3 separate regions of the Mus musculus genome follow, and all the other regions are linked to region 3. The links are chromatin loops, found by intact Hi-C in ENCODE. Cell type or tissue: heart. All regions are shown on one strand. Each heading gives the region's core, and the rest is flanking DNA. Links, peaks and the distances in the headings are about the cores only.

Region 1 (7,777 bases), core at 187-5,186, 97 kb after region 3:
TATATATATGGATTACTTTATATATTCTACATAGAATAGTAAGCGCATATTTCATGCAGGTGTCTAAATGTTCATGCTTTCTACCTGGATATATAGTGAATATAACACCTATTTATACATGTACCTCTCTGTCACTGTGTGTGTGTTTTCTGGTCCCAAGTAAAATGTTAATGGATTTTAAATGAATATAAAGGTGTACCCATAGATTGTGAGTGCCATCTTACTCTTTCACACTGTGCTCCCAAAGATGTGACTATTCTCATTTTCAAAAGAAATCATCAAAGCTTTATTCTCAAATTACTATACTAATTTATATAGTTTATATCAATGATTCTAAAACTGTATGAACAAAATTCTCAATTATTTTATATAATATATTTAATATTGCTTGAAGATTTGAATATTAGATAAACATCAAAATTAAGGAAGAAAATTAATAGAATTATAGCTCATAAACAGTATGATATATTAAACATGATACATATTATGTCATCCAATTAATGTATACTATACAGTCATAATCATATCCTCATAATCATAATAATTTAATAAAAACAGCTCTTATATAGATTAAGCTTAAATGTTGATTCAGGATGTAATTCTAATTCAAGATGAAAAATAGTCTTAGATCAGAGCATAGAAAAGAAGAAAAACTGTTCTTAGCTACTAAACTTGTAGAAGTTTTGCAAACCTCCATTAGTTAGGAAACCCCTTGACTGCCTCATGCAGCTGTTTTCCTGAGGCATACAAGAGTATTTCACTATTGTGCCAAACTGTAACACACACGTTGGAAGCCACAGGAGCTTCCAATCTTGAATGTAAATGGCCTTACTGTTTCTGTGGAATTTCACTTCCCAGTACTGGAGTGAGGGTTCATGAGAGGACAGACAGGTATTCCTTCGGGCAGCCCTCTGTCTTTGGTGTCAGCCAGCTGGTGGCAGTAAAATGGCCTTAAAGACTTCCACAAAGCACTGCAATCTAATTTTGAAGAGGAATCAGTGGCAAGAGAGATAAGGGGATTATCGTTTCTGCCCATCTCATGCTTGCATCTCATGGAACCTTGCCCATGGATGTGCTAATTAGAGCTAATTGCTCTGACAGACACTAGACTAGTAGAACCCTACAGAGATCACTGCACCTTTCAAATAGAAAAATATTTTCTTACTAATTCTACATGTGTAGATTTCACTTGTTTGTTTGAAGGGGAAGATTATTTTTGCCTGATCTTCACGATCTCTTATACATCTTTGCATTTTGAAAACATGCTTTTAAAAGAAAGGGTTTGGTGTGAGTGCGGAGCTGTAGAGATGTGTCAATGAACCTGTTACTTTTAGAGAGGACCTAGGTTCAATTCCGGCTGCCCACATGGTGGCTCACAACCGTCTGTAAGTCCATCTCCAGGGGATCTAACACACTATTCTGGCTTCCATAGGAAAGCACATGATACAGAGATACATACATATAGGCAAAGCATTAAAATAATAACATACAGACATTTTCAATAGTTTTTATGCCTCACACTCCCCTCCCGACAAGGGTAGTTTCCTAGCCCTCAAGTCCACAGGTACCTTTGGATTTTTGTATGCCTATGACTCTGTGTGTGTGTGTGTGTGTGTGTGTGTGTGTGTGTGTGTTGGTGTGTATTTCTGTGTAGATACTTAAGTTTTCTAGAGAATGGCTATTTTTTCATAACTCTCCAAGATATATTGCAATTTCTATAGGCACTTTTCCAATATAGTGCATTTATTGTCAGAAGGTGGAACTTACCAACCAGAGGGAATAAATCAATATGCCCTCTATAGCTCACGCTAATAAGATAAACACTGGTGAGCCAAATAGGTACAACATATACCTATTGGTTGGGTCTTCGCAAAGTTATTTTGTTTTATCCTGTCAAGTGTTCCTAAGGCCACACTATTATTGTTGTTTTTTACTATGTTATATTTATTAAATTACTGCTGCATGGAAAAATGGACTGACTGTAACTTAACATCCCTTGGGTGTAGGTTGTGGGATCTGTAGCATTTACAGTTGACTACACACACAGCCCTAACTAACTTGGGAAATACGAGTGTTACATAATGTCATTCCCAGGAGAAAATGTAGAAAATAGAAAGCACACAGAAGAGCTGGAGGCACACACTGATGAGCTAGGTCTCTGTGATTCCCTAAGCATTATCCAAAGTCCTTATAAAGCTTCTTCTGGTGTGGTTTTGGGGTGAAGCCATTGTACGACAAGAAGGTGAGGGTTTCTAGCACCAGTAGAAAGAGGAACTTTCCTGTTATAGGATACACCTTCAATCCACTCAGAACAACGTAACACTGCTTTTAACAACAGACCCCATTGTCAGCTGCTCTGTGAGTGTTTTTTGAGAAAAGCCCTTTGCTCTCCTAAAGGGGAATCTTTGGCTAATCAAGACATGCTTCCCGGAAGCCTCCTGTTTATCTTTTACTGCAGGCTCTCCAGAATAATACAGCAGAGGCCAAATCCCCTGGTCTGTACTCAGTGTATGCCAGAGTAAGCTTCTGTGTGTGAGTCAGGAATTGGCAGCATGTGAGGCTGGGCGGTTCTGAGAATCTAGCTTATCATTGACTAGTGTACCACTGGATAGAAGAGCCAATGAACTAGTGCCAAGTTAAATATGTGACTGCTGTTTTGATGTTAATTTAGACACATACATATCTTTCACTTAAGCTTTCTCTTACTTATCTGTTTCTAGTCTCTGATTTCAGCCTTTTCAACACAGACAAACTTTTAAAAGTAACAAAAGAAAACAACCCCACAAACAAAATATTCATGCTCTAATGAAAAGAAAAAAATGGATGTACTTCTAAACCAGAAATTTATTAATCAAAAATATATTGATCAAGTAGTTCTTAAGATTTATAACTTGGAAATCTTTCATAAATTTCAACCAGAATATTAAAGCAATTTTTATTACTTAATATTATGTGAAACTCCTTTGATGCAGAATGGTTCAGCAGAGGAAGAGATTATATGTTACTTAGGACTGAGCTGAGGACAGGCAGCCAATAACAAGTGGAACATAGCAGGCTGGGAAGAGTTCATATTCCATACTGCTGCTGCAATATTCATGTAATCAGAGTGTGAGCTCTATTCCTGGCCCTGACCATATGACTGTAGCTGATCTAAGTAGAACTAATGAACTAGAAACACAATAGGAATTGCTAGCCCCTCTCTGTAGTGACATCTGCCGGGATCAACGCCCTTCCCTGGGTACCTATGAAACACCCATTCCTGCATCTGCTTTTGGCTCACAGGTTCATTCAATGATGACTGCATTGTCCAGCTTCTAACTCCCCTTTCTTTGCCCCTTTGACCACTCTTGTAGGGATCTGTAGTCCATGAAAGTTATTATTCCTCCTCTGAGGGCCTTGTGACAAGGAATATCTAAAGCTTTCCTTGGGCCTAGAATTCTTCTCTGATATACTACTTTAAATCCCACATTTTCAAAGAAACTTGGCCCATTCCCAGAGAATCAAAAGACAGTAGGTACTAACATTCTAATTTCTAACTCAATTTCAGAAGCAGGGTTCCTAGGGTCAGCTTTAGGGAGGGAGAAGGCTAGGGCCTTTCTGAAAGAACCCCGTGACACCTCTCTTATCTATGCCCTTTTTCCATACTCCCACATCCAGCTCCATCAAGCCTAATCTTCCCAGGGAATGGGGAAGCATGGACAAATTGGAAAATAGCCTTTGTCACTTTCCCTAAACATTGAGGCTTGGCACTCAGCTTTCAAAGTTAAGATCTAGGGTTGGCTGCTCATTTTTATTTTCTTTTATTTATTTACATTTCAAATGTTGTCCCCACTCCCAGTCTCCCCTCTGTTACTCTCCCAACACACCCCTTCTCCCCTTTGCCTCTAAGAAGGTGTTCACCCACCCACCCACTCTTCCCTTGCCCCTCTAAAAACCCCCTATGCTGGGGCATCAAGCTTCTACAAGACCAAGGGCCTCCCCTCCCATTGATGGCAGATAAGACAATCCTTTGCTACATATAAATCTGGAGCCCTGGGTCCCTCCATGTGTACTCTTTGGTTGGGAGTTTTGTCCCTGGGAGCTCTGTTGGGTCCAGTTAGTTGATACTGTTGTTCTTCCTTTGGGGTTGCAATCTCCTTCAGCTCCTTCAGTCCTTCCCCTAACTCTTCCATTTGGGATCCCCATTCTTTAACCACCTTTATTTTCTTCTCAAAGGACTGATGCCAGAATTGTGGAGAAATATTGCAGTAGGAATAAAAGTCTGTCTAAATAACAAAATTTCTTGTGTATACGTGTGTATACTTTTCGTAAAACTTTAAGGCATCTTACTATACGTCATGGTAAGCAGGGTTAATAATATGTTATGTCTTATTATAGTAGGGAATAATTATAAACAATGAATGTTAAAATTGTGTGAGAGCAGAAAGTAAGTGATCCCACTACCAAAAAAGCATACAAGATAAACCTAAATTAAATAACTAGACTCAACTATTTCCTAATGCATGCCTACTTCAATAGGCCAGGCTATCTATTAAGTATATACATTTGTATTCATAGGTTTAAAGAAGTGAAATTTGTAAAAGAAATAACATGTCAAGAGTAACCTTTGTACCCTCAGTCTTCATTTTTGAACATTTTCCACTTTTTTATTTTTAATTAAAAATTTAATGTTTTATACTATATATTTCATATGGAAAAAAAAAGTTAAACTTTTTTGATAAGCTCAAGCCTAAGTGCTGTGTTTACATTGTTACTCCTCATTCTCCTACCTTCAACTCCTCAAACATTCCCCACCTCTCCCTCTCAAATTCATGACTTCCTGTTTATTTATTTTTACATACACAATCATACATGTGTGTGTGCTCATGCACATGTATATATTTAGTCTATTGTGTCTGTTCAGTGTTGCTTCTGTGCCTATGTGTTTCTGGCTGACCACTTGAGCTTAACTCCTCTGAGGAGGCTTGTCACTCGAGAAGACTAGCTGTAATGGTTTGTATATGCTTGACCCAGGGAGAGGTACTATTAGGAGGTGTGACCTTATTGAAGTAGGTATGGCCTTGTTTGAAGAAGTATGTCACTGTGAATATGAGCTTTAAGACCCTCACCTAGCTGCCTAGAAGTCAGTCTTCTAGGTGGCTTCAGAAAGAGGCGAAACTCGCAGCTCCTCCTGCACCATGCCTGGCTGGACAATGCCATGTTCCTGCCTTGATGATAATGGATTGAACCTCTGAACTTTTAAGCCAGCCCAATTAAATGTTGTCCTTATAAGAGTTACCTTGGTCATGATGTCTTTTCACGGCAGTTATACCCTAACTAAGACATGATCTCTCTTTCTCTTCCACAGTCACCTGTTGATCTTTACCTAAGGGTATATAGAGTTAATAATTTCATTTAAATGTTACAAATTGGGTAATCCTTGGTCTTTGTTCCACTGCATTCTTCACCCAGTATCATTCCTGAGATAAAGGCAGTTAATAGTTGCTAAAAGCAGGCTTTCTAACAGCAGTTACTAAAAAGTACTACTTGTACACTCAGTGCAAATACACATACCTACACACACCATTCTTTCTCTTAATTTTTATAATATTAATTTTTAAAGTTTAATGGCATGGAAATGACACAAACAGTACTTTTAAAGATATAAAGCAGTAGTGCTGAAAGCTAAAGCTCATTATATGTTAAATATGAGAAGCAAGAGTCAGCAAGTCAGTTTGCTAGCAAGATTTTGTTTGATATTGACTTGAAGGTAATCACACTATTTAATAAAACTATCATGACTATTATATATGGTATAACAAACTATTTAATACAACTATCATGATTATTATATCTGGTACTCCTAATAAGTGATTCAGTGGAATAAGATGATAGGCCAGCATTTAAAAATGTCAGTATTTCTGTAGATTAAAGAAACATTTATTTCTCCCTCTTAGTGTATAACATATTGCATAGTGTGTGTGTGTGTGTGTATCTGTACATTTGTGTGCATGTGTGTATTATGGGCATTTGCATATGAGTGCTTGGAGGGTAGAAGAGGACAAAAAAACCTTGCAGCTTGGGATGAAGACAGTTGCAACCAGCCCAACATAGATTCTGGGAACTGACCTCTGGTCCTCTAAAAGAAGAGCGAATGCTACTAACCACTAAGAAATCTTTTTATCTCCTAGCTATTTCGTTTTTGAGAAATTATATCATATTTGACTTTGGGTGACTTAGGAGATTATGCATCATTCGTTGAACAGTGGGTGGTTATGGAAAGCAGTTTAGAAAACATTTGTTAAAATTTGCATACTTTCTCTACTTTCTTCCAGCATAAAAAGAGGACAAATATTGCATTAGCTTTTGAACCACTACAACGAATTATCTGAAACAATAAACTTGCGAAGAGTAAATATTTAAGATGGCTCATAGTTTGCGAGAGTCCTGCTCATGAGTTATCAGTCCCTGTACTTAGACAGACTATGCAAGAACATGCAATTGCCCAAGAGCTAGAGAGCAAAAGAGGATAAGGATGAGACACGCATTCCCTCCAGGGCATGCCAAAGACACCTAAAACATTTCCTGAGTCCTTCTTCCCAACGGTTCTACCACCTGCTAATTCCTGCACCATGAGTACCAGTTGTATAACACCGACCCTATGAAGGTCAGTGAAGGTATTGTGCATTAGTTACATGGAATAGAGCCCATTCATTTTTCAGTAGAAGTTAAATAGCTGTTTTCAGGAATCCAGGATCAATGTACTTTGTCCTTGACCTCTTGCTGTTCTTCAAATGGATAACATCTTCAAATTCTAGATAGATGTGAAATTCAAGGGCAAAAATAGATAAAAGTTCTAGACTTTCTTGGGGTACTACGATAGTCCTTAGAAATGTCCCCATGGGCAAACTGCCACATGCACATGCAGCCAAGGTCAGGACATTCAGTCTAAGTTCCAAATGGACACTGGCATGCATTTTTATTAGTGTGAAACATAGTTTAAAGAAAACTTAATAGTCTTTTCCAAATGCATGGTGACTGTAGCATTTATAGCAATCACACTAGTTTTATTTTTTAAATCCACATAATTTTATACAAAATCAAGAGAGTTCCTTGAAAATTATTGGTATTCCTTTCCTTGTGAAAATTCTCTAATGTTCAGTAGACCATGTTACAAATAGATCTTTAATTTAATAAGTTTTAAATGTTAAGACAGCCTTTTGCAATGCTACTAGCAAAAAAATGCTACAATTATTTTACTACATGTTTATATTTTGTTATTCCTTCATAGTTAATAATAAGTTAATATGTTAACTGGCCATTTTGCGACAGGAGAACATAACTGAAATTAAATACATTTTTTTCTTTTTTTAATATTTTGGGTAACATAAGGTAATAGGTTTCTTCTTTTTAAAAAAGAACATTTTTTTAATTTGAGGTGTACATATGAGTTTCTACATACATGCATATGCTTGAAGAGCTAGTAGCTGTTGGATCCCCTAGAGCTGAAGTTACAGGCATATGGGCCACTTTGTATCAGCTCTCTCCAAGAGCATCAAGTGTTCTTAGCTGATGAACCATATGATCAGCCATGTACATAGACCCTCTTGTTAAACTATTTTCTCCAATAAAATAGCCCTTTTCCATGGTTTCCATGACACTCCCCTTTTCTTCCTCTCCTGTCCTTTAAGATCTCTCCCTACACTCCCATGGTCTCATTCCCATCTCATGACTTATGAGAAACTCAAATCTGTGTTCAACATATGCAAGAACATATGAAATATTTGTTTTTTCTGCA
Region 2 (7,777 bases), core at 2,497-7,496, 90 kb after region 3:
AGGTATCCCATAAACATACAAAAGTGGATGTCATGATATACTACAAAGAACCTGTGCAGTAGTGAGAGAGAGAGAGAGAGAGAGAGAGAGAGAGAGAGACAGAGAGAGACAGAGAGAGACAGAGAGAGACAGAGAGAGACAGAGAGACACAGAGAGAGACAGAGAGAGACAGAGAGAGACAGAGACAGAGACACAAAGAGAGACAGAGAGACACAGAAAGAGACAGAGACAGAGAGATGAAACAAAAACAAAACAAAAGATAGAATTAAAAAGTGAAGGACACTGGTTAGTTCATATTGTTGTTCCATGCTGCATATGTATCAGAAGATAGCCTAGTCGGCCATCAGCGGAAAGAAAGGCCCATTGGTTGTGCAAACTTTATATGCCTCAGTACAGGGGAACGCCAGGGTTAAGAAGTGGGAGTGGGTAGGTGGGGGAGTGGGTGGGTGGGGGAGTGGGTGGAGGAGGGTATGGGGGACTTTTGGGATAGTATTGGAAATGTAAATGAAATAAATACCTAATTTTAAAAAAAGAAAAAAAAGTCAAGGACAGAAGTGGATACTCACAGTCATCTATTGGATGGAGCACAAGATCCCCAATGAAGGAGCTAGAGAAAAGACTCAGGGAGCTGAAGAGGTATGAACTAACCAGTACCCCCAGAGCTCCTTGTAACTATACCACCAATGAAAGAAAACACATGGTCGAACTTGTGGCTTTAGCTGTATATGTAGCAGAGGGTGGCCTAGTTGGTCATCAATAGGAGAAGAGGCCCTAGGTCCTGTGAAAGGTCTATGCCCCAGTATAGGGGAATGCCAGAACTGGGAATGGGAGTGGATGGGTTGGGGAGCAGGGGGAGGCAGGAGGGGATAAGGGATTTTCGTGGGGGGGGGGGACTAGGAAAGGGGATAACACTTGAAATGTAAATAAAAAAATATCTAATAAAAAAAGTGAAGGAAAAAAAAGGACCTACGATGAATTTATGAAACAAGAAACCTCTAAAGATGTCATTGAGTTTTTGTTTTGTTTTCTGTTGGCCATCTACTGCTGGACATGATGCCTACCCTTAGACAAGTTTGTTTCCCTAATGGGACTCCCTTGGAGACATCTAAGTTTTCAATAACAAGCAGCTATCAATGGGATATACCTTCTTCATTTGGGTGGGGCATCTGTCCACTCTCCTTTCAGCTCTAGGATCCCATTTGTTGCAGACCTTGCAGGTCCTATGCATGATACCTCAGTCTCTGAGATTCCATGTGTGCATCTGTCTTGTTGAGTTTAGAATTCTTTGTTTCCTTGGTATCCTCCAGTCCCCTCGGGTTCTTCTACTCTTTCTGAATCCTCTTTCACAGGGGTACCTATTCTCTGAGGAGATGGATTTGATGGAGACAACCCATTTAGGGCTGAGTGTTCCAAATTTCTCACTCTCTGCATAATGTCTGTCTATGGGTCTCTGTTTCTGTTCTCATCTGCTTCAAGAGGAAGCTTCTCTAATGATGGCTAAGCAAGATCCATGAGTGTAGCAGAATATCATTAGGAGTCATTTTATTGCTATGTTCCTTGTGTAGAACAGTAGTACTTGGTTTTACCCTTCATCCCCAGACTATCTGGTATCAGTTACCCAGGCAGCATTGGGTATGTATGGGTCCTATCTTATGGAGTGTGCCTTGAAACCAATCAGAAATTGATTGGTGACTCCCACAAGCTCTGTGCCACCATTACACAGCATATTTTAGAAGGGGGGCACCATTGTAGAACAAAGGATTTGTAGCTGGGTTGGCATTTATGTTTCTCCTTTGATAGGCTGCAGAGTGAGTTCTGACAACAAGAACATTAGCCCATGTGGCCGAAGGTTCCAGATGAGGGAACTTGCAATCATTGCTAGTAGGAGTGCCAATTTATGCAGCCACTATGGAAATCAGTGTGGACATTCCTCAGGAAGATGTCAATCAATCTACTCCAAGATTCAGCTGTACCACCCTTGGGCATCTACACAAAGGGCACTTACTGTATATGTAGCAGAGGGTGGCCTAGTTGGTCATCAATAGGAGAAGAGGCCCTAGGTCCTGTGAAAGGTCTATGCCTCAGTATAGGGGAATGCCAGAACATAGGCACTTGCTCAACTATGTCCATTGTTACTCCACTCATAGAAACCAGAAATTGGAAATAGCCTAGGTAACTTTCAACAGCTGATTGATTAAAGAAATGGTGGTATACTTACAGAATTACACTTACACTTGTGTATTGAAAAAACCTACACTTACACTCATGAATTTAAAAAAAAAAAAGAAAAATCATGAAATTCACATGTAAGTGAATGGAACTAGAAAATAGTAAGTCTTGATTTTCTTGTGTTTTGCAAATTGTATCTTGGGTGTTCTATGTTTCTGGGCTAATATCCACTTATCAGTGAGTACATATCTAATGACTCCTTTTGTGATTGGGTTACCTCACTAAGGATGATATCCTCCAATGGGTGGATACTTCATTCCTCCTTAGAATAGGGAACAAAATACCCATGAAAGGAGTTACAGAGACAAAGTTTGGAGCTAAGACGAAAGGATGGACTATCCAGAGACTACCCGACACAGGGATCCATCCCATAATCAGCCACCAAACCCAGACACTATTGCATATGCCAGAAAGATTTTGCTGAAGGGACCCTTTTATACCTGTCTCATATGATGCTATACCAGTGCCTGGCAAATACAGAAGTGGATGCTCACAGTCATCTATTGGATGGAACACAGGGCCCCTAATGAAAGAGCTAGAGAAAGTATTCAAGGAGCTAAAAGGGTCTGCAACCCTATAGGTGGAACAACAATATGAACTAACCAGTACCTCCAGAGCTCGTGTCTCTAGCTGCATATGTAGCAGAAGATGGCCTAGTCGGCCATCATTGGGAAGAGAGGCCCCTAGGTCTTGCAAACTTTATATGCCCCAGTACAGGGGAACACCAGGGCCAAGAAGTGGGAGTGGGTGGGTAGGGAAGCAGGGCGGGGGAGGGTATAGGGAACTTTGGGATAGCATTTGAAATGTATATAAAGAAAATATCTAATAAAAAAATCAAAAAAAGAAAAGAAAATTGCGGAAAAAAATAGTAAGTCATCATCACCATCAGCTTTTCCTTCTCCTTCTCCTTCTCCTTCTCCTCCTGCTCCTCCTGCTCCTGCTCCTGCTCCTGCTCCTCCTCCTCCTCCTCCTCCTCCTCCTCCTTCTCCTCCTTCTCTTCTGTTGTGGATAGCCCTGGGGCTAATTATATATGATATTAATTCCATCTTCCTGTGAGTGACTGCAAACAAGGAATGAGTCAGCACTCAGGTGATTTCCTGTAAAGCTGCTTCCCACCTTAATTGGTAAAATAAAGGAGAGCTGATGATTGGGCAGATAAAAAGGAATTTGGAGAGGAAGGTGGAGAGAGAGAAGAAGGAGAAAATGGAAGAGGGAGAGGATGCAGAGGAGGAGGAAGAAGAAGAAAAGCTGAGTAGAAGCACATGACCTGGAGAAACCGCAAGTACTAAGGGGTCTCATAAGACAGGAATGATGGTAATGTAGTGGTAGATCTGCCCAATCTAGGTGCACAGCATGTAGTCATATTAACTGAGTTGTGTTGTCATTGCCAGGGCATATTTGGGTTGGAGATTTACTACAACATTCTTCTTCTTCTCCTTCTTCTCCTTCTCCTCCCCCTCCCCCTCCTCCTCCTTCTCTTCCCCTCTCCTCCTTCTCCTCTTCTTCATCCTCCTCCTTCTTCAGCAGCAGCAGCCTTAATAAGGTTTTCCAGACCCAGGAAACAAATAAGACATGTATCCACTTATATGTGGACATGAGCTGTTAATTCAATGATAAATAAACTACAATCTTTTATCCACATGAGCATAGAGGTTAGGTATAGAGTAAGTGGCAGGCAGTAGTGGTAATGGTGGGAATATTATATCTCTCACAGAAATGGAAATATAATATGAATGGGTAAGTGGTGGACTGGAATAGAAAGAATCATCTAGGAAGTGGAGAAGAGGGACTTGAGGGAGAATATGGAGAGTGAGACATTCACAGGATCAAACGGAAACCTAATATAATAGAAGCCTCCTAAAACATATACCCATGTGACTGTGATCTAAATGAAATCACCAAGCAATGGAGGAGACAGAGCCCCAGCTTGTCATCTCATCACCAAATGAAGCTTGCGTTGTAGGGAATGGATTAGATTTAACTGAATTGTTGACCAAAGGTGTCCTATGAGTACCTTCAACTCACCCATATATTTCTCCAAGGGTGTAGTTTGCTTTCTACAACTGATGGCCAGGCCTTGTTGCTGAAGACAGCACCTACAGAGCTCATTGAACATGAAAAGGTTGAGCTGGTGCCTGCTTCTCTTTTTCTTTCACACACCTAGTCATAGTTCTGTCTAAAGTAAACTATTGCATAGACAAGTGTGCAATACTTGTGTACTGTGAGTGCAGTTTTTGCTAGTATTTTTTATTTCTATCACTTTATTATACCTTAGTATAATCTATAATACTAATATGTATATATATATGCATATATATGTGTGTGTGTGTGTGTGTGTGTACAGGATGCCCTTTGTTCTCTGTTTCCCTCTCCTGTTAACTAAGAGTAACCATTAAAGCAACTGATAACACAGCAACCAAAACTATTTGCTGAATTTGAAGAAATGGGAATTCATTTTTTTATTAGATCGATGTTATTAACTAATTGCTGTAATTCCTGTTTCACAAAAATTATTAAACAAGACCTATAATAATCATTGTCAACCTCCTGTTGATTTCTGCAAATGGTCTTCTTTAACTTTTCCTTGCCTAGCTCCCGAGTTTGTTCCTGGTAACCAAGAAGCTCTTCATATAATGCTGCACCAACCTGGAACTTCAGAGCAATCATCCTCACTTAGCCCTGCTTCCTGCAAGTCATCTGCATCTTTTGGAGGAACTGCCAGCTACAGGAGGCTCTTCTCTCTCTCTCTCTCTCTCTCTCTCTCTCTCTCTCTCTCTCTCTCTCTTTCTCTCCCCTTTCCTGTTAACTCATTTCCTTCATTCAGCTGAATCACTTAGCATCTTCCTAAGTGTAGACACATATCAGCTCTGCTCTTCTGTGTGTTCAGAACACTTTTATACTGACTTTATATATTGTTGATGGTTTATTGGAGCTGAGATGCTAAGCGATAGTTTGTTCCCTTCAGAACTTGCTAGCATGCTACATGGCATCTGCTGTCATTGTTACTGCTGAATAGCCCCGTGCCTCTGCCATTAGCAACTTAGTGTGCAATTTCTGCTCCCTCTCATGAAGCTTTCAAGCTCTTTGCCTTAGCTGTTTTAATATCTCTGAAGTCCTCCTAGCATGGGTATGCATTTTCCCTTAGCTTTGCTTAATGTACCTCTTCAAGAGCACAGTCTCCCTCCACTACCACATGAAGATGCCCATTGTTATGTTCATCTCTGAGAGGAATAAAAGAATTTCAAGTAAGTCATATGATGTACACAAAACTACAGAGAAGAAACTTCAGGGTGAAATCTGAAGCCTGAACATCGGCTTAGCAGTAATCTTTATCTTCTTCCAGTATCAATGGCCTGCTAAATATTCTCCCCAACATTTTCATCTCTAGTTGTGGGTTTTATTTATTCATTTTGCCTGTTTTTGTGAAACAGGAATTACAGCAATTAGTCAATAGCATTGATCCAATAAAAGATAAATGAATTCATGTCCCTTCAATTTTAGCAACTCCTTCTGGTTACTGTGCTATTAGTTGCTATAATAACCACCCTTAGCTTGGTGTTGTATCCAAACCTGCTAAATAAGACATGAGTTATCTTGTGCACACACACACACACACACACACACACACACACACACACACACACACACACACACACAAATTGACCCCCACCTCCATGGAGCTTAGGCAAACCTATCATTTGTGATATCCCTGGTGAGTCAATGTTAAAAGAGCACAGTGCCAAAACTGTTGGCTTTGGTTTCAGAGAACCCAAAGCTCAGAAGTGAAACAGTAAAAATTATCTTATATTTCCTCTTATGGAGCATAGGCAAACACCCACTTAAAAATGATATGAAAAAGTAACTCATACAAGAAATGCAGCTTGTACATATAAGAAATTAATAGAGAATAAAAATATTTATACAACTATTATAACAATTTCAGAGGGAGGTAGTAAGGATTAATTGACATTCAATACAGATGAAGGTATATTCTGTCTCATATGCAGAGGAAATCTATCATTCCCATCAGATACTTAGAAATGCTAATATAAACACTTATGTGTGTAAAGGCTAATTATAACAACCTTCTAAAATAGTCTAACTTTCTTTTTTTGCTAAGATTAAGGAATGAGGCCTGCAGTTTGCCTAAGAGATGCAAAGAGCTGTTACCTGTCTTAAGGAAATTATTGATGATTCTTTTTTAAAACAGCTACTGAACACTGACTGATGATTAAACCTTTGGTCAATGGTAAGAAATCAGAGTTTGAATCAAGAAACTATTTTATATGTGTCTGGCAGGATGTGGTAAATTCTCTCCTGGCTGTGGCTATGGTGGATTTTAACCTCTTGTGGGTAGTTTTATGTTTTGCATATTGTCTTGATAATACGTTTTACAGCAAAACGTGTGTGAAGCAGCAACTTAAAGGTAGTGCAGGTATGGGGGGTGGTGATATTCTTCTCAGTCCTGTATGTCCCTGCTGCCTCACTGAAGAGCCTACCGTTGGGACATTGAGTGCTTTGATTACACACTGAATTTATATCCTTGAATATACTGGACAAAGGATCAGGATGATGATAAAAGTAGGGACATTGTATCTGATCTTCAAGGTCTTTTAATGATGGCACTAAAAACACTCTTCTTTGCTTACAAGAGTGTATAATTTTAAGATGAATTGATGAAGAAGTCGTCATTCAGACTGCCTATACCAGTGTTTGTTGAAAAAAAAAAAGTCACTACTAAAAGTTCTAGTATCTCCAGGTCCACTTCTGAAAGCCTCAATAGGTGTACTTAATACACATCAACTGCCTTCCTTCGCTGAGCGATTTTTTTTTTCAGCTCAAAGAAGGTAAAGGTAACATCATTTCAGATTCTGTGAGAGATCTTCTCTTTCTTTGTCATTCTAACCTGACCAATGGCAGATGGAGCTGAGCATGAAGCCACACAGCAGTGGCATTAGAGAGTGCAACAGAGCTTGCAGAACCAGTTAAAACCACACACTCTCCATAATGATATGCATGACCTCCAGATGCAGGAAGAGCTCTCACTAGCTGTGAAAGAAACCTAGCTGGCTGTAGGGATGGCTCCAGGGTGACCTGACTGGGCTGGGGTCATTAAAGGCCCCAGCTTCTTGTTCTGGAACAGACAGTGGCAGGCCAACAAAACTGTCACTATCTGTTCTGGTGACTATCCAAATGAAGCTTGGCCCAGCTTAGCAGCCTTCTGTTTATACTTCACGTGGCCGGTTTTTCTCCATGCTATCTGGAAGGTGCGCATCTTCAGCTGAAATAATTCACAGAGAGCCTGGGAGTAGCAGAGAGTTTGAAATGGGCAACAACAAAAATTAAAAATAAAAATAAATAAAAATAAATCTAAGGTTGAAGGAGAACATACACTCCTATTAAATAAAGTCTTGGCAACTACTGACTACCCCTTTATTTTAGAAAGTTCAGACCAATGAAGTTACAGCATGAGACTTAAGTTTCTGAAGTTGAACAATAAAAATATAGCTCAGAAATTTATTTTTCATAAATGTCTTTTCTTTACATA
Region 3 (7,777 bases), core at 1,664-6,663:
CATTACATGAGCTTGGGGCTTTGATTGTTAACTCCACCAACTCTTGGGGAAGGGAAGCACTCCAAAATTTTATTGTGGCCTATGTCCATTCTCAAGAGTAGTTATAGATCATCAATACCAATTTTAATTTGCTATGTTTTAAATATTTAATTCCAACTAGCCATAAAACTAAAACGTTAAAAACTTTCTTTTTATTTAGTGAATACCCCGTGTGCTCTAATACAGAATTAGGGTCTCTCTGTCTCTCTCTGTCTCTCTCTGTCTCTCTGTCTCTCTCTGTCTCTCTCTGTCTCTCTGTCTCTCTGTCTCTGTCTCTCTCTCTCTTTCTCTCTCTCTTTCTTTCTTTCTTTGCCTTTCGAGTCCTCTGTATATTCTGGATATTAGATCTTTGTTAGATGGATAGCTGTCAAAGGTTCTCTCCCATCCTCTGGATTTCGTCTTCAACAGATTGATTGTTTCTTTAATATGCAGGAGCATTTCCATTTTATAACATCACATTTATTAATCACAATAGTGGCACACATGCCTTGTTGGTAACCTACAGTTCTGCAATTGCCCTTAAGGCCTGATCAGCAAGAGGGAAATCATACCTGGTATTGGAAACCTAAATAACTATCCAAAAAGTAGTGAAGTCATGGATCCTGGAGAAATCATGGACCATGGATGAGAACCTGCAATAGCTCCTTAGAATAGCCATTCGAATCCTTACAACATTCTAATATATATGCTTATACCCACAGATAAATGTAATTATGACCCTTCATTGAAGACATTTCTCTTTGCAAGATAGACAATTACAGGAAATCTTGTGATCAAAATGTGGAGTTGTAGAACTCATTTCCAACTGATAAATCTACAGCAAACACTTGCACCTAAGGGTCAGGAGTCATTGCAGAAAAGTGGGAGAGATTTTTGGACTCATAGAAAACAAACTGGGAGAATGTATGTCATAGAAATGTCAGAGAATCTACACCTATAAGGTCTCTTCAGCAATGGCTGCCTAGACATGACCAAAACAAGGAAAATACCAATAAGGAAGTTAGCAGAAGAGAGAAAACTCAGGGGCCTCAACCTTAGTAAAGGAACTACAGGTAGCTAACTAAGCAATGTTGATATTAGGAACAAATAATCTTCCCCAGAGAAGGGCACACTAGCCTGTTACTCAATACTAATGGTCAGCCATTAAAGCATATAAGTGCAGGTATATATATATATATATATATATATATATATATATATATATATATGTGTGTGTGTGTGTGTGTGTGTGTGTGTGTGTGTACTTTTTAAAAAGCTGCAGTGTCTGTGTATATACTATATATACATATACCAATTAAGGAAAACGTGATGATGCATTTGAAAGAGAACATGGAGAGGAGCTCCTCAGAGGGTTTGGAAGAAAGGAATGGAAGGGAAAATGATCACTAGTTCATAACCTCAAAAAGTTAAAAATAAATTTTAAAGTAACTTGACAATTTCAACAATTGCATATAAGCAATCCTCATTATCTACAACCAACTTCTAAGTGTTTCTGAGGATGAAACTTGGTTCATTTTTCCTAAAAGGTCCTACATAGTGGCTATGAGATTGTATACCTCCTCAATACATTGTTTTGAATTCCCCAACATTCCCTTCCTATGAATATCTCATTTTCTCTGTCTACCCAGTGATTTTTAACTTTGTATTTAGACAGATGAGGTACTGACTTTACAGTGATTACCATATACTTCATATAAACTAACACCCTCCCATGATATCTGACTCTTATTAAAAAACAAGGGAGGGGACGGTATAGTTTATGGAAACTATAAAGCAATGGGCATGAATAAACTAAGCACTGCTTTCATAAGACAGGAAAGCAGTGTCCTTATTGAATAGTCAGAAACTTATGGGCTCCAGTATATCTGTTTATATAGATTTAGTAGAATGAGACATTCTATTAGTCAAGTGCTTTTTGGCCCTTGGCATCATACAGATTTCACATTTAATTTTCAAATTAATAAGACAAATAATCTGGGAGGGAGAGATGGCTCAGCAGTTAAGAACAACCACTGTTCTTCTTGAGGACCAGGATTTGGTCCTCAACCCCCACATATGTTGAAGTACAACCACATCGAACTCTAGAGATCCGATGCTGTTGCTATTTCCAGGCGTCTGTGGATATCCACACATGTGTACAAATGCATATGCTGACACATGCAATAAAATAAATAAATAAATAATTTGAAAAGCCAGATCATTCTTTTAATGAGTCATGAAAAAGTATTATACCCAAAGAAAAAGTGTCATAGTTAGCCCAAGACAGAGGTTTTAACAAAGAAGCTACTGTCCTAAACAAGTGGATGCTAAACAAATATTTATAGCTATGGTGACAATAGAAAATGGGTATACTTAAACCAAATGAGTGCTTGCTTTCATCAACCTAAAAGCTCTTTGATTGCCAGACAGGCCTGAAACAAAATATAAAAACATAATGTATCAACTAGTATAGTCAAATCTGTATTTCTGAGGCTGAGATCCAGAGTCCTGTAAATTCTAAAAAACACTGCTCAATGCTTAGAAAGTAGCAAGTGACATACCTGTGAGTGTCCCTTTCAAATGCAAGCTAACCAGTCCAGAATACACCACAAGCTTTCTCCCCCTGCTGGCATCCAAGAATTCCTGCTGATCTGTCTGTGTCCTTAAAGATGAGCATCAGGTAAGACTTCTAGAATTGGATGAAATCATTTATACTAGCCAATCCTTGCCTGCTCGCCCTGCCTTGGCAAGTCCATCACACAAAAAGTTCACAGAGCCTCTTTCCGCCACTGTCTTATCGTCCTCTGCCTCTTTTCCATCACCTCTGAATGATGTGGCTTGTCGCCTCTCTGGAACTGTGAAAAAAAAAATATCTGTGTATTGACTGATAGTTGCCTCCAATTCTTCGGGCTTTAGTACATGCAAACAATAACAAAGTCTTTATTTTAAGTCATCTGTCTTGGGAATCTCAGATATTGTTTTATCCTTCCTTCCTAATATCTAATAAAATTTAATAACTGTTGAATGGTTATCGGGAAGTCATAAGACATCTCAGTCAGTCTTCTTCCTGAATAGAGGACAGTTGATAATCATATGATCTGTCTTTTCTTTTTAATTTTTGCCACGAAAGGTCTAAATAGACCATCGTGAATACATGGAATTAAGATCTTTTTGTCTTTTCGGGTGCCAATAGACCTGATAAAAATTAAATACATTAAGAGGGAACAAAAATTACCTTAACATTAATTTTAATTATTACTGGTCATTTCAGATTTTTTATTGCATTTCACTCACTTGGTGACTGTATTTTCTTATTTTTGGTACAAATGTAATCATTATTCTATTATCATATGAAGAACAGCAACTCACCTTTCCCTGTACAAATGATCTTTTTATTCTGCTTTTTACAGAAAGAATTATTTAGGGATCTGAAATTATCTGACACAAAATGTCTCCTTGGAATTTTTATAAAAAGTAAAAATATGTCTAAAATATTACAGTGTTTATATTCTATTTTACATGGCTAAGCTTTTTAGATATTCTCATGAAGGTGGAGCTTGATGCATTTTCTAATATCAATCATTGATAATTTTAATCTGACATATTATTAGTAGTTAAAACCTGATCCTTCTGCATTGAACAAGACCACAATTTCTATTGATTCACTAAAACTAACCAAATCTGCTAATACCTTCTCTGACAAATAACCTAATTTGTTGTGTATATATCTTGATACTCTCATAAAAAAAATTCAATAATGCTACTGGGACAGAAAGGAACTTTTAGAAAATAAACAACATCCCCGTGTACTGTTCCAGTTTCACCAAAGTGTTTGTGGCAAAGCTGTACTTGTTTGCTTATAGATCTCCCCCTCCTCGTCCACTTTCACTATCAGCTTTGAAAATTCAAAAAGCTCTGTTCCATGATCCCATATTGGCTAGGCTCCAAAGGAAAGCAATGTTTCACTTGTAAATACCCATGACATGACTCTGTCTGATAGGAAGACCTGCGAATCTCTGCTACATCCAGCAAGTCTGTGTTCTGTGCTTTCCAGACAAAAAATTTGTAATTCATATTTCCTTAGGCCAGAATTCTGAAATGAATGCCCAAAAGGGATGTTATTTGTATAAGAGGTACTTGCAAATATGCCGTCAGTTCTCCTTTGAGTAGGGCTCTTCTGTCTTAGACCAGACTCTTTGTCAAAGGGGACCCTGTCACTTGTCCTGGTAGTTAAAATGTAGAAACAAAATCTCTCCTTGGACTGAGTCTTCACATTTTGAAAAATTGCCACAGCGAATTCCCCAGCCTGCCAACTTGGCAGATCCTGAGCTTGAAGCTGGAGGCAAGCCAGGCATCAATGGCACATTCCAAACCCCTGAGTCAGCACCAGGGCTGCCATTTTCTGTCTCATGTGCAGGAAGGCATGCCACTCGTGTCGTGAGCCAAGCCCGCATCTCCATTGTGAAACCCAGACAACTTTCACATTGTGACTCTGTAACCTAGAAAAGGGAATACAGGAAATGGGTGAGTTTTAATCAGTTCTGATATGGGAGAACTCCTTAAGTTGGATGCATTTGAACTCCTCCGTTTTTCCAGAAAGTGAGCTAGAAGTCTGAATAATTTTTTTTTTTTGGCTTAAGTTGTAAAACACAGGTCCTGACCCCTTGTCGTCATTAAAGATCCCATGGGCTCTTTTCAAAGGACTAAGGGGGATTAACCTTTCTGTTCTGGCTAAATTCCTAATTGGATAATTACATTCTGCCTCCCTAAATTATCCCTGTAGCTCCAATTGGATATGGAATTTTCACTTCCTGTCATAAAAGGTTGTGGGGTGTTAGGACATTTCACCCTGGGGGTGATGCCAATTAAGTCGTTAGTGAGGTGAAATCTGTATGAGGTTTGTCTTTCTTTTTACCATCCCTTTCCCCACCTCCTTATTTGGAGTTTAAAATGTGTGGAAATCACTCAGTCATTCATAATGAAAGGGATGTCATACGTTAGCAATGCTGCTTATCGTCACCTTATTTCTAAGAATATAATAAAAGCAGTCAATAATTGATAAGCGTCTGCGGGAGCACTATCATTCCACTGAACAAAAGCATTGTTTGAGATGCTGCTGTCCAAACCCACGAGGAAAGGGTTTCTGAGGCAAGTTCACACACACGGGTATTTTTGTTCGCGAAGTCTGGGGCGGCTCCCGGAGACTGTTCAGAGCCTTTGTGGATTGTTGGCTCAGCATTCACTGAAACATTTAGGCCCAGGGCCAGGGCCAAGGGGAGCCAGTGTCTCTCCTGCATATGGATGTGGGCATTAACTGCATTAATGGTGGGTAGATTACACATGCTCTTGGTTTGGAAAGTAAAGGTCACACATCAGTCTCTTCAGCTGTATTTATCCACACTGAAAATCATGGCCCATAGAATCACCCTTGAACCTCAAAAGTAACACAGCCAGCAATACCCTATACTTACCCAGAGGTGAAGAAAAATTAACAGCCGGCTTGGACTCCTTATTTATTTATGCTTTTGCTGTTAGATTGGTCAAAAAGAGCTTTTGTGGATCAACTATAATCATGTGTATAGTTTGAAATAGGTTGTTTCACTCAAAGATACTACAATGGGTTTTCTAGTTCTATCACAGGACATGTGATTTCATTCTTTAGAAACAGCTGTTTAATGGTTATATACCTAAAACGAAAAATCCTCCCTGCTTCAACTCTCACACAACTGCATTAGAGAAAAGATAAAATGCTGGTTCTTGTCCATGAGAGTAGGAAAGGTAGGGTGTAAAAAGAAATCCAGCAACTAAGAATAGATAACATGTGAGCCCAACAGATGATGAAGAAGAACTTCCTCTGCATACTCCCTCACTAATATTAAATAAATAGTAGTCCATCCTTTACTGTGGCACAGAAATAAATAAAGTAGCTTTAAAGAGTTCAGATACAATGTCTCAATATTTGCAACATAAAATTAGACAACCATGGCTTCTCTATTAGCACATTCTATTTTATGCTACTTTCTTGATGAAATGCAGAGATTGATTTTAAACTATGAAGTAAGATTTTATTTGAGAGTCATTAGAATGATTACACTCACCTCACTGAAACAAGTGGTGGCATCTGACCTATGAACTCTGAGTCTGACCTAAGAACTTTGGTATTCTATTAGTCCCAACATCTCCGAGTATCATTACCTCTTTTTCTCCCAGGAGTTCTCTTAGAAGTAAATTTCTCCTGGGGTGGTCAAATGCAACCCCTGATAGGGCATATCTGATACTTGTCTGAGGGTACTGCAGAGGCAGTAGTGGCACTGTGGAGATGAAAACTCTTGCTTATAATTGCGTACGTTGACTGCAGTGATGTTCCTGTCCTCTGCGAGTGGGTGCAGACTTCCCACCTAAGTGAGTATAGTTCATTATACCATTTGAAATTTAATTATGCTTTATTGCTGCCATTTTATCATTTACAAATCATATCCTATCAGAGTATATTTGAATTACTAGGGAAATTATTGATAACATTTTGCAAATGAAGCATGCCTTAGCTTCTCATTCTTTGCAATAGATTTATAACTGGGCTATGGTGGAAGTAGTTATAATTGATCAAAGCATGCTTGAGCACAGCCTGAAGTTTGCCATTCTACCTGCTATGTTTTATATTGTAGGACCATGGCATATATCTGTCTGTAACCTGGTGGCATATCTAACAGACTTCTCATTTAAACATCTGTGCTGGGTGATGCAGTGGCAATCAGTCCTGTGTGATAGGCATGTGCTTTTTCATTCACCTGAGACCATTCAGTCAGCGAATCCTTGCGATATCAGATCAGAGATGTAATAACCTAGGGTTTCAAATACGACTGGAGAATCAATCCATAAAACGGCAGATTATACATTTGGGGTAAAATGTGATCTGTGTAATACTGACTTTTTTTTATCCTAACATCTAAGATACGAACAATGCAAACACTGCACACACTGTTCTATGTGGGCAAACCTACTCGTTAAGGAAAAAAGAATGGAAATGTTAAAGACTAAACAGCTTAATACCATAGTACTGGTGTTACTTTAAAGAATGAAAAACTATGAAGTAACTTTCTGGTTATCCATAGTAACTATTCTTTCCATGATTCTGAATATTTAGCTGTTTTTGCTTTCCTTTGATCAAAAATAATGACATTGTTATGTACTAGAGTACATGTGCATACACACTTATAAACACACACATACATATGCACACATACACACATATACATACATACACACATATACACACATACACATACACCACACACATACACAAACACCTACATACATACACACACATACATGCACACATACACACACCAATACACACATACATACACACACACACATACATACATACATACACACACACAAATAGACATATATAAACAAACATACACACCTGAATAGATCTCTGTAAGATTTAGTAGTCAATCCAGTAATTAATCAAATTTCCAAATAAAATGTTACTTTTTCTCTTATCTCATTGAAAATAGAAAATTGTTTGAGGATACTAAAGAGAGAAAAATGGAAGAGATTACATGTTTCTTCTTTGCCAGCTAAGGTTTCAAGGTTTGCTAACAGAACAGTTACGTAGTAAAACCAACAGACAGGCTTTATTGTGAAGATTACCATGTCAACTACTAGGAAATAATCAGTTAGCAATGCAGTTGTATTAAACACTGAGTGTTCTCTCTTAAGTACTTCCTCCAAATTGTTCCCCCGAGTGCCC

What was found. Hi-C counts contacts between places; a loop is a spot of excess contacts. Peaks named below come from ENCODE experiments on the same cell type or tissue, not always from the same donor. Only the 100,000 strongest peaks of a DNase experiment are listed, where the experiment ranks them.
Region 1: it touches region 3 in a loop (3-fold over the local background); 4 of 42 quality-filtered maps call a loop at or near these places.
Region 2: it touches region 3 in a loop (2.6-fold over the local background); 4 of 42 quality-filtered maps call a loop at or near these places.

The regions. Positions count from the first base shown.
Region 1 is chr1:41,550,574-41,558,350 of GRCm38, reverse strand. No RefSeq gene overlaps it. Among named protein-coding and RNA genes, the nearest start is that of Gm35935, 19 kb to the left of the region's middle. In heart, for the core only: no CTCF peak of the experiment used is centred there; a DNase peak (open chromatin) is centred at 2,550.
Region 2 is chr1:41,559,809-41,567,585 of GRCm38, reverse strand. No RefSeq gene overlaps it. Among named protein-coding and RNA genes, the nearest start is that of Gm35935, 9.8 kb to the left of the region's middle. In heart, for the core only: no CTCF peak of the experiment used is centred there; no DNase peak of the experiment used is centred there.
Region 3 is chr1:41,649,454-41,657,230 of GRCm38, reverse strand. No RefSeq gene overlaps it. Among named protein-coding and RNA genes, the nearest start is that of Gm35935, 80 kb to the right of the region's middle. In heart, for the core only: no CTCF peak of the experiment used is centred there; a DNase peak (open chromatin) is centred at 4,380.